Regions from separate parts of the Homo sapiens genome. Here region 1 is linked to region 2. Evidence: chromatin loops called from intact Hi-C (ENCODE). Cell type or tissue: uterus. All regions are shown on one strand. Region 1 overlaps SRGAP3 (SLIT-ROBO Rho GTPase activating protein 3). Region 2 holds the start of SRGAP3-AS3 (SRGAP3 antisense RNA 3).

The links. A loop is a pair of places that touch in the nucleus more often than their neighbours do. Peaks named below come from ENCODE experiments on the same cell type or tissue, not always from the same donor. Only the 100,000 strongest peaks of a DNase experiment are listed, where the experiment ranks them.
Region 1: a loop joins it to region 2, with 10 times the contacts of the local background. A loop is called at or near these places in 2 of 110 quality-filtered maps.

The regions. Positions count from the first base shown.
Region 1 is chr3:9,145,238-9,150,237 of GRCh38, reverse strand. All of the region lies in intron 1 of SRGAP3 (SLIT-ROBO Rho GTPase activating protein 3), which reads left to right. Among named protein-coding and RNA genes, the nearest start is that of SRGAP3-AS2, 45 kb to the left of the region's middle. In uterus, no CTCF peak of the experiment used is centred here; DNase peaks (open chromatin) are centred at 2,167, 2,477 and 3,384; H3K27ac peaks cover 3,468 bases.
Region 2 is chr3:9,214,353-9,219,352 of GRCh38, reverse strand. All of the region lies in intron 1 of SRGAP3 (SLIT-ROBO Rho GTPase activating protein 3), which reads left to right. SRGAP3-AS3 (SRGAP3 antisense RNA 3) reads right to left here and starts at 2,458. Exons shown (of 5, transcript NR_103443.1): 1 at 2,364-2,458; 2 at 1,877-1,991; 3 at 800-1,622; 4 at 1-144. In uterus, no CTCF peak of the experiment used is centred here; a DNase peak (open chromatin) is centred at 2,382; H3K27ac peaks cover 3,603 bases.

The DNA.
Region 1 (5,000 bases), 69 kb after region 2:
TAGCTCTTTCCCTGGCCCACTCCTCTTCAGCCTTTAGATTTCAGCTGAGATGCCATTACTTTCGGGACCCCCTCTTGATCTCCCTGGCACCCCCTCATCTCATTAGGCTCACCTCCCTGTATCCACCCTGTGCCCTGCACTTGCCCTATCCCAGTGTTCATCTCACTGGATTACAGTTGCTTGTCAGTCCTCCTTCGTGGTCTGTTTACTCCATGAAGAAAGGGGCAGGTGTGTTCTTTGCCCACCACTGTTTCCCCAGCACCTGCACGGTATTGGACACGTCGGGGGCACTCAACAAACCCATGGTGAATGAATGGATGGAGCCATGGCTGGCTGGATGGGGTGCATGAATAGATGGGGGAAACAGGTGCTAGGTGGTTTGAGCCTGTTAGCTACTGCCGTAGAATTGTGCGTGACAACCATATCACCTTGGTGACATCAGTAACAGGTATTTATTGCTCACATGTCTGGAGTTATCTGGAGGTCAGCTAGGCAGTTCTGTTGAACTTGGCTGGGATTACTTGCATGTCTGAGGTTGGCTGTTTGGCTAAGGTGACTAGGGCAGTGCAGCGCCACTGCTTTTTCCCTCACCCTCCTGCAGGCCAGCCCAGACATGTGCTGCTGGTGATGGCAGGGGTGCAAGAGCAAACAGAGACACTCAAGGCATCTTGGAGCCCGACTGTAGCTGGAGTAGCACATTCTACTGGGCAAAGCAAGTCACAGGGCAGCTCTGTTTCAAGGAGTGGGGAACTAGATTTTGCCCCTTTAGTGAGAAAGGAATTGTAGACACATGGCAACGATTATGGATACAAGGAGAGACTGAAGAAGTGGGGCTATTAATGCAATTAACCTGCCTCATGGGACATCAAAAGTCCTGGGTCATAGCTTAGGATTAGGAAACTGAGGTGCAGTTAATGAACTTGGCCAGCTCTCAACTAACTGGGACCTAGGGGAAGACACATGTGCCAGATGGGCTCTCTAGCTTCAGGTTTCTTTTTTTCTTTTCTTTTTTTTTTTTTTTTTTGAGACGGAGTCTTGCACTGTCACCTGGGCTGGAGTGCAGTGGCGCGATCTCGGCTCACTGCAACCTCCGCCTCCCGGCTTCAAGCGATTCTCCTGCATCAGCCTCCTGAGTAGCTGGGATTACAGGCGCCTGCCACCACGCTCGGCTAATTTTTTGTATTTTAGTAGAGATGGGGTTTTACTATGTTGGCCAGGCTCGTCTCGAACTCCCGACCTTGTGATCTGCCTGCCTCAGCCTCCCAAAGTGCTGGTATTACAGGAGTGAGCCCCCATACCCAGTCTCCAGTTTCATTCCCTAGAAATAAGGGAATGATGTTGATGCTGCTCAACTCACATAATTCCAAGGAATCCATTCTTTCTTCAGCCCACTCTCAGGTTTGGGGAAGGATTACAAACTGTAAAGTGCTGTGTCATGGGAAGCAGAATTGCTCTTCCAGAAGCACTTGGCCCCCAGAACTGGGGAGGAGCATGGGGTAGTGGAGAAAGGATGGACTATGAGATGAGGAACCTGTCTGTAGGCCCCATGTCCCAGGCCCCACGTCCCAGGCTTCTGATATCTCAGGTTCTCCATTGTAAATTGGAGGCCCCGTGGGGTCAAATAAATAATGGATGCAAATGGATTTCAAAAAAATATCAAACACTCTGTGGTTGTAAGGTATTATTGGAAATGGGGGTACCCTGTTTCAAATAATTGCCAAAGTAGCTATTTGACAAGTCTGGCTTCACCCCATGGCACTTCCTCTGTCTCCCCAGATGAGATGGTTGGGAGTAAACTGTTCTGAAAAGATGCTTCCAGAGTCCAAGAAAATGACAAACAAGACTTCCTAGATGTTCTTTTCCTGCATGACACCATGAGGCACTGCCCCCAAAATTGCTGGTGCTTGTAGCACACATTCCTCTGCTTGTTTTCTGCCTAGCACAGAGAAATGCTGGGGTTGATGGTTTTTCTAGGGCGTTTTCTTCTTCCAGTCCCTGAAATAAAAGCCGGCGTTTCTGGAGGAGAGGCAGGCATCTCCGCCCTCATCCCTTTATCCTCCTCCTCCTCCTGCTCCTCCTTCTCCCTCCCTGAAGTTGATGCCCTTGGTGATTAGCGTTGTCCTCCCTGAGATGCTAATGGAGGTTCTCTTGGACACTTAAGCTAAACTGGATCCGTGGGTATTTCTCTCACTGGCTTTGGAGGAAGAAAACCAACAAAACAGCCCCTCCCTGGCTCTGGAGACAATCTCAGGCGTGGGAGGTGAGGCTTAATGCCTTTTATTCCCAAACTTTGCAGAGGGGCTTCTGAAAGATGGGAGGGAGAGGCCAGAGTGTGGTGACACCATCTGAGGGTCTGGGCCCCATCACAGCCCTGGTGGACCCTGGCCTGCCCATGTCATCTGCTTTAGTGGCTCTGGCACAGGCTGCATTCCTTTCTCCTGGAGGCTTCACCTCTCTCCAGAGGCCACCACTCTGGACGGCTGTGTGGAAACACCTGGGCCAGAATGCATCCAATTCCCGCAGAGCAAAAGGAAGCGCTTGGATGCTTCTTGCTGCGAGCACATTGTTATTTTTCTTTCCTCTCTCATGAATCATTCTGCCTGGAATCTTCCCTGGAAGGGCTCATCTGGCTAATGATTCTGTGCCCAGAATCAGGGATTTTGATGCACTGATGAGTGACAAGCTGAGGTGGCTGAGATTTAGGGGCAGGGAGCCTTCAGTCTGGGCTCACCTAGTCCGGGGCTCAGGTTGTGGCTACAGCACCTGACAGCCGAGTTCATTAACTCAACCACCGTTTCCCAGTCCTAGGCTGCTGTAGGTTTGTGGTCAGTGTTAAATGAGATCAGGTGTGTGAAACTGCCTCGCACAGATGGGTTTTGAATCTGACTGGAGTATGATCAACCCTTGAGCCTACTGACCCCTTACCCCACTTCTCTGGTGGCTGCCACAACCCCATATTCTTGTCCTCTACAGTAGAAGAAATCAAGGTGGGGGCCTGGCAGGCTCTGACTTCCAGAAAGCATTCCTCTTGTTTTGTGTTTACTTCTGCAAAAGTAAGAAGTAAAAATGGGGGTGTGTCCTTGGGCAAGTTATTTAATCTCCCTGAACTTCAGCCTCCTCATCTTGACAATGGGAATGGTATTGTCTGTGTTGTAGGGAAAGTTTTAGAAGTAACAGATGTAGAGTTGGGTATAGATTCAGTACTTGGTAAGTGCTAGCTGGATTAATTTCACATCCCACACGTCTCTGGTCTTACCAAACTGCAGGTGTGCGTGGAGGGGGTCCATTTCTGCCACTCATAGCCTACATTGCATCACAGCAGGCTGCCACCGCTGGGCGTCAGGTCTCCAGAGGCATCTCACGTGTACATGAACAATTCTGCTCATGCTGTGGTTGACCTCTGCTTCCTGCCAAGCACCCAAGAGGGACGCATCGTCCTCGCGCCCTGCAGGGTGTACCTTGTGGGGTTCCCGCTCCTCTTCTAGCACCTGGTCCTGGTGCTCTCTGTCTGCATACCTTCAGATGCCCCTGTGTTCCCATCAGTCTGTGTTGCTCTAGAACCATCCCTGTGCTAAGCCAAGGTGTGGAAGAAGCCCTTCCCTTAACTCTGCCAAGCTTTCTCATGAAATCTCATCATCTCCCATGAGACATCTGAATTGGGCCTTGAAGTATGAGTAGGAGTTCACCAGGTGAGGGGTAAATGTAAACTTATATTTCACTTAGAGGCCACTTCTTCTCCCAGACTGGCTTCCTTTTCATTAATTTTTGAAATCAGTTATAGAAATTGATGCTGGGGTTACCTGTCTGCACCTCTGGTTTCGCTTGGGGCTATAAAGTCCCTGCTATTATAGCAGCAGCTTCACATCACTGCCACTCTTATCACCAACTACAGGTGGAGCGGGACTCTAAACTGGGCAGTCTAAGGGAAATGCTGTGTGTGAACTCTACTACAAGAACCTTTGCATTTGAGATGGGCCCTGTGGCACTCCACGCATGGGGTTCTTGTACAAGTTAGCAAACCAGGATTTGTCAGTCAACACGTGGAATACCTGCTTGATGGAAGGAGCTCGATTGATAAGTCTTAGTTGAGTCTCCCTGTCCCTAATTGTAGTATGGCAGTAGCCTTCTAACTAGTCTCTTCTACCGATTCACTTGCCTCTATGCTGCCACCAGGTTTTCTGTAACATTGACTGTGGGGTAAGGCCTAAGCCCCTGAACATGGCCTTCAAGGCTATTCACCATATGGCTACAAGGAGCCCTTTCTGCCTGAGCTTCTTCCATGCCCTGCTAAACTTCTTAACTTTTAGCCTTGTTGAACCCCTCGCCAGTCCCTGAACAGGTCACATACTTCCAGACCTCAGGGCCTTTGCCCACTCACCATATCCCTCATGCCTTCTCTCTCCTCACCTGGTGAACTCCTATCCAACCTTTGAGGCCAGGCATGCATGCCCAGTGAAACCTCCCTGGCCCTTTTAGTTCCTACCATCTCCCCTACTTCCTGAGTTCCTTTCCTTCTTGATGTTCTTCTTTTGTGTGTACCCCTGTTTTAGCTCATTGTAATGTTGTGATTTTTTGTATTTGTTAGTGTCTGCCGAATTCCTCAAGGGAAGCTCCTGAGTCTCTCCCAGGGTTGTACATTCTTTTCCTAGCACAGAGCCTGGCAGATGCTAATAAATGTTGTATGAATCTGTAAATGAATGATTGAATATGGAAATAGGGAGTTCAATATGAACTAGGTTAGCCATGTCTTAGGAGGAAAGGGGATTTTGAGTATTTGAGTCAAACATAAAAACTTATATTAAAAACTTACATAAAACAGAGAGAAAGGAAAGAGAAAGAGAAAGCCAGGCGCAGTGGCTCGTGCCTATAATCCCAGCACTTTGGGAGGCCAAGGTAAGTGGACCACCTGAGGTCAGGAGTTCGAGAACAGCCTGGCCAACATGGCGAAACCCCGTCTCTACCACAACTACAAAAATTAGCTGGGCATGGTGGCATGCGCC
Region 2 (5,000 bases):
TGCAGAGTCCTCGACAACCATGAGGCTTCTGATTGGAACTTCCTGCAGTAAGGGGCTGACCACCTCAGAAATGAGACTATTTGCATTGTTGGAAAGTCTTGCTAGGAAAGTCTTTCTTGAGTGGAACTGCAAGATGCCTCTCTCCTTTAGAACAATACAGACTAAAATCTAAGCTGGCTGCCTCATGGTAGCTGTTTCGTCATTTGAAGACAGCTTTTGGCCAGGCATGATGGTTCACACCTGTGATCCCAGCACTTTGGGAGGCCTAGGTGGGAGGACCACTTGAGGCCAGGAATTCAAGACCAGCCTGGGGAACATAGTGAGACCCTGTCTCTATTTAAATAAAATAAAATAAAAATAAAATAAGATAAGATAAAATAGGCTGGGCGCAGTGGCTCACGCCTGTAATCCCAACACTTTGGGAGGCCGAGGTGGGTGGATCACCTGAGGTCAGGAGTTTGAGACCAGCCTGGCCAACATGGTGAAACCCCATCTCTACTAAAAATACAAAAATTAGCCAGGTGTGGTGGTTCACACCTGTATTCCCAGCTACTAGAGAGGCTGAGGTGGGAGGATCACTTGAATCCGGGAGGTTGAGGTTGCAGTGAGCCAAGCAGAGATTACAACACTACACTCCAGCCTGGGCAACAGAGTGAGACTCCATCTCAAAAAGTAAATAAATAAATAAAAATAATAAATAATAAAAAGTAAAATTAAAAGATAAAAAATTCAATAAAATGAAATAAAATAAAGACAGCTTTTATGTACTCCTAAATCAGCGGTGGGAAATAGTTTCTACCTGATGTGCCAACTGTGCTGGATTGCAGTGACAGCTGGCGGTCTGTGTTGAGAAGTATTCTGAGGCTGTGTCAGGGTCAGCAGGAGAGTATCAGATCTGCCCTGGGCTTGGGGCTGGGCATGGTGTATATGGACGGTGTGTTTATTTTCTCTGCTAAGCGTTTATGCTTAGATTCTGCCATCATGCTTTAGGTGACTTATTCCCTCATTCTCTGGTCTCTTTTTCTGGCCACACTTCAGCTTATCAACATTTAAAAAGCCATCTGGCTGCCATCTCTTCTCCCTAATTCATTTCTAGGGTGGATTTGACCAATCTGGCTGGCCCAGCTGTGGTCTCTCCTAGAGCATTGTTTCCTGCAATATCTTCCCAAATAGAGGAGGACCATTTTTGGATCTGCAGTCTGCTAATAAACCTTCCAAATTATTAACGGGTCTCTTAAAATCTGGAGCCCAAGCTAAGTAAGCACTGTCTTTCAGAAGTACTCTCAATGGTTCGGAGGCTAGCAGGACTAATAATACATCCCTTGATCCTGTTAATGCGGCTTAAAGGTTGTGTTAGCTTTTTCCCTGTGTTTGTAAAGCCGAAGCTGTAGTGTACCCCCTGCTGCGGATGGTGAGGGCAGGAGAGCCAGATGCAGTGGGGGCAAGATCTCCTCCTGTCCCCTCCCTGCCTCTGTGACTCTTGGTGGCTTGGGGGGCCTGGGGCCTGCAGGGGTGACATATGGCCCCACCGAGGTCCAAAGGCCACAGGTCTCATTCTGTCACAATGAAGTTGTCTGCCCTAAAGGTCCCTGGATCACTGTCAGTCTTGACACTGGAGCAACCTGAAAAAAATAAGGACAATGTAGACATTTTCTCATAAACCTAATGGCACACAATTCAAGACCTGCTCTTTATTACACAAATGATGGTCTTCATTTCCTGCGTGTGGTGTGGTGTGGTGTGTGTGTATGTGTGTGTCAGAAATTATCCTTTCTTAAACAATTGAGGTAGTTCTTCTCCCTGCCCCGAATACCCTTTGAAAAGTTGGCCACCCTCTGTAGATCCCCTTCCTTTTGCGGGGAGGAGGGAGTCTTACCAGGCTGTGAAAGCTGGTCTAAAAACCCCAGCCTTGTCCAAGGTGAGGCCCATCAGAATTTGACGTGCCCCCTTGGAGGGTCTTGAAGAAGCAATCTGGCATCTCAATGAGGCCCCTGTGGCACAGGATTGGGCCATTAATAGTTAAAGTAGTTAAATTTCTCACAGCCCAATGTATTGGAAAGGCAGCAATGTTTTCATTTAGACCTTAGGGCTGGGGTATAATTTAAGGAGAGTGGATTTTGATTTAGGAACTCAGTTAACGAGTGCCAGCCTTGTCAATTTTTTTTTATTGTGTCGAAAAGCACATCACATAAAATTTACTATCTTAACCGTTTTAAATGCACAGTTCAATGACGTTAAATACATTGATAATGTTGTGCAACCGTCACCACCATCCATCTCCAGAACACTTTTCATCTTGTAGGACTGGAACTGCACCCAGTGAACAGGAACTCCCTGTTCCTCCCCCATTCCCTGGCAATCACCAGTCTACTTTCTGTTTCCGTGGTTTTGGCTCCTCTAGGCATCTCGTGTGAGCGGACTCATACAATATTTGTCCTCTGTGTCTGCTGTAGTTTAGTTAGCGTAATGCTTCAGGGTTCATCCGTGTTGAGGCGTGTGTCAGAATTCCCTTCCTTTTTAAGGCGGAGTAATATCCCATTGTATGCGTAGAGGCCGCATCACGTTCATCCGCTCCTCTGGGGAGGGACACTTGGGTGGCTTCCGTGGTGTGGCTCATGTGCTGCGGTCTTGTCAGTTTTTAGCCATGGCTCGGGAAAGTGACTTGGCCCCTCAGTACCTCCGTTTCCTCATCCATTACATCGGAGCCTGTCCTCTACGTGGGACTGAAGTAAGAATCGTTGTTTGTGACAGTGCGTAACTGCAACAGTCCATCGAGTTGAAGTTATTTCTGAGAGCACTGGGCTAGCATTTCTTAGGGTATCTGCTCTGTGGCCATTCAGCTTTGCCAGCCTGAAGTGTAGGAGGAAGGTGGGAGACGGTTCAGAGAAACGATACGGAGAGGACCGGGCTGTGGCTGCTCCACAGGGTGTTTTGGGTGGGGCAGTTCTTCACTGTGGGGACTGTCCCTTATATTGCAGATGCTTAGTACCTTGACCCCTGCCCGTTAAATGCTGGTAGTACTCTCCAGTCATTGTGTTGACTTAAAACGTATGCCCATAATTTTGTATTCCCCTTGTGGGGGATGGTCCTGCCTCCAGGTGAGAGGCAGGGCCTGAGTGTTCTAGAAGGGTCTGTGGAAGTAAGAAGATGAAGCACAGAAGAGGGAAAGCATAAGAGAATGACCTGGTGGGCTGATACATCTGCAGTGTGCATACTAACAGTTGGTGCTCAGGCCCTCTGAGTGTGCATTAGTCAGGGGCCTCCAGATAGAACCAGCTGGAGAGTATATATACATATATATATGTATACATGTGTGTATGTGTATGTGTGTATATGCCTATCTATCTGTGTGTCTATCTGTCTGAGGGGAGTTATTAGGGGGATTGGCTCACATCATAATGGAGGTTGGGAAGTCCCATGCTAGGCCATCTACAAGCTGGAGATCCAGGGAATCCAGGAGCGTTGGCCAGTGTAAGTCTGAAAGTCTCAGAACCAGAGAAGCCAATGGTGCAGCTTTCAGTCTAAGGCCAAAGGCCTGAAAACTGAGGGGAGGCCGCTGGTTCAAGTCCTAGAGTCCAAAGGCTGGGGGACCTGAGTTCTGATGTCTAAGGGCAGGAGAAGAAGGATGCCCCAGCTCCAGGAAAGAGAGAGAAGCAGTGTGCCTTTCCTCTGCCTTTGTGTTCTATTCAGGGCCTCAGCTGATTGGCTGGTGCCAACCCACATGAGTGATCTTCCTTACTGGGTCCACTGGTTCACATGCCAGTGCCTTCCAGAAGCACCCTCACAGACAGACCTAGAAATAATGCTTTACCAGAGATCTGGGTGTCCCTGATTCCAGTCAAGTTGATACCTAAAATGAAGCATCAGCATTGAGCAGAGAGGAGCTTGGGTCACAGAAGGACCACAGCTCTGGGAGGGAGGCAGAGGTCTGTGTTCAAATACCAAGCTTCCTCCTAACTAGTGAGGGAGGCTTGAGAAAATCTCCCACCTCTGGGCCCCATCTGTAAAGTGAGGGCTTTGGAAAAGGTGGTCTTTTTCAACTCTGTGGCTCCAGGATTTGAAGGCCGAACAGCGTAGATTTCAGTGAGCCGAAAGTAAGGGCTGCTCGCCTTTGGGATTGGGTGGAAAAAGGTAAAATCTAACAAGGAGGCTGGAGTGGGAAGAGCTGACCTGCTGAAATTGCTTCCTAGACCTTCTCATTCTCTTTCTTTTGATCGTTTGTTGAAATACAGTTCATTTTTGAATATGTAAAATAGACACACAGTATCATATTCAAAACATAAAAGATATTATAAGTAGAGTAAAAAGTAAATTTCCCCCTCCACCACTTAGCTCTCCTTCCTCAAAGGCCACCTCACTTTATCCTCCCAGGAATACTGGACTCTCATTTTCTTTGAACCAGGACTCAGAAGATTGTTTCAAATGCAGCTTGCTTGTTGTGCCTTTGACTTTCTGGTCTGAAGGGTGAGAAATTTGATCCATCCTCCTGTAGCGTGTGGTTAGTTTCCTACAATGAATTTTCCTTATTAGTCATAGTTTCTTTTTGCAACTCTTGGATAGAGATACTGCCTTTTTCATCACTCTTTTTATTTCTCTTACCCCCAAATTCCTGGTCCTTCATCTGAATCAAAGGATGCCATAAGCACAGATCAAAACCGAGATAGGACATCTGGATGCCTTCCAGCTTCTCCATCCATGGATTTCAGAGGGGCTCATTTTACATAATTGTCTATTTCAGTGATTTCTAAAATGGTTTCATAGCTTCCTATTTTCTTTTGTCTTGGAGTTTAACTTAGTCCTGCAAGTAACTGCTTTGCTGTTTATCTGGTGTTTAAAAGTTTTTGTTCAGTGACTGGGAAGCACTGTTGGATGTTAACAGTAAACCGAGGGAGGAACCCTGGACTCGGAGGCAGAAAGCCTGGGTTTGTGCAAAGCAGGCTTCTTTATTACTGTGTGACCTTCGGCAAGCTCCTTGGGCTTTCTGAATCACTGCTTCCTCA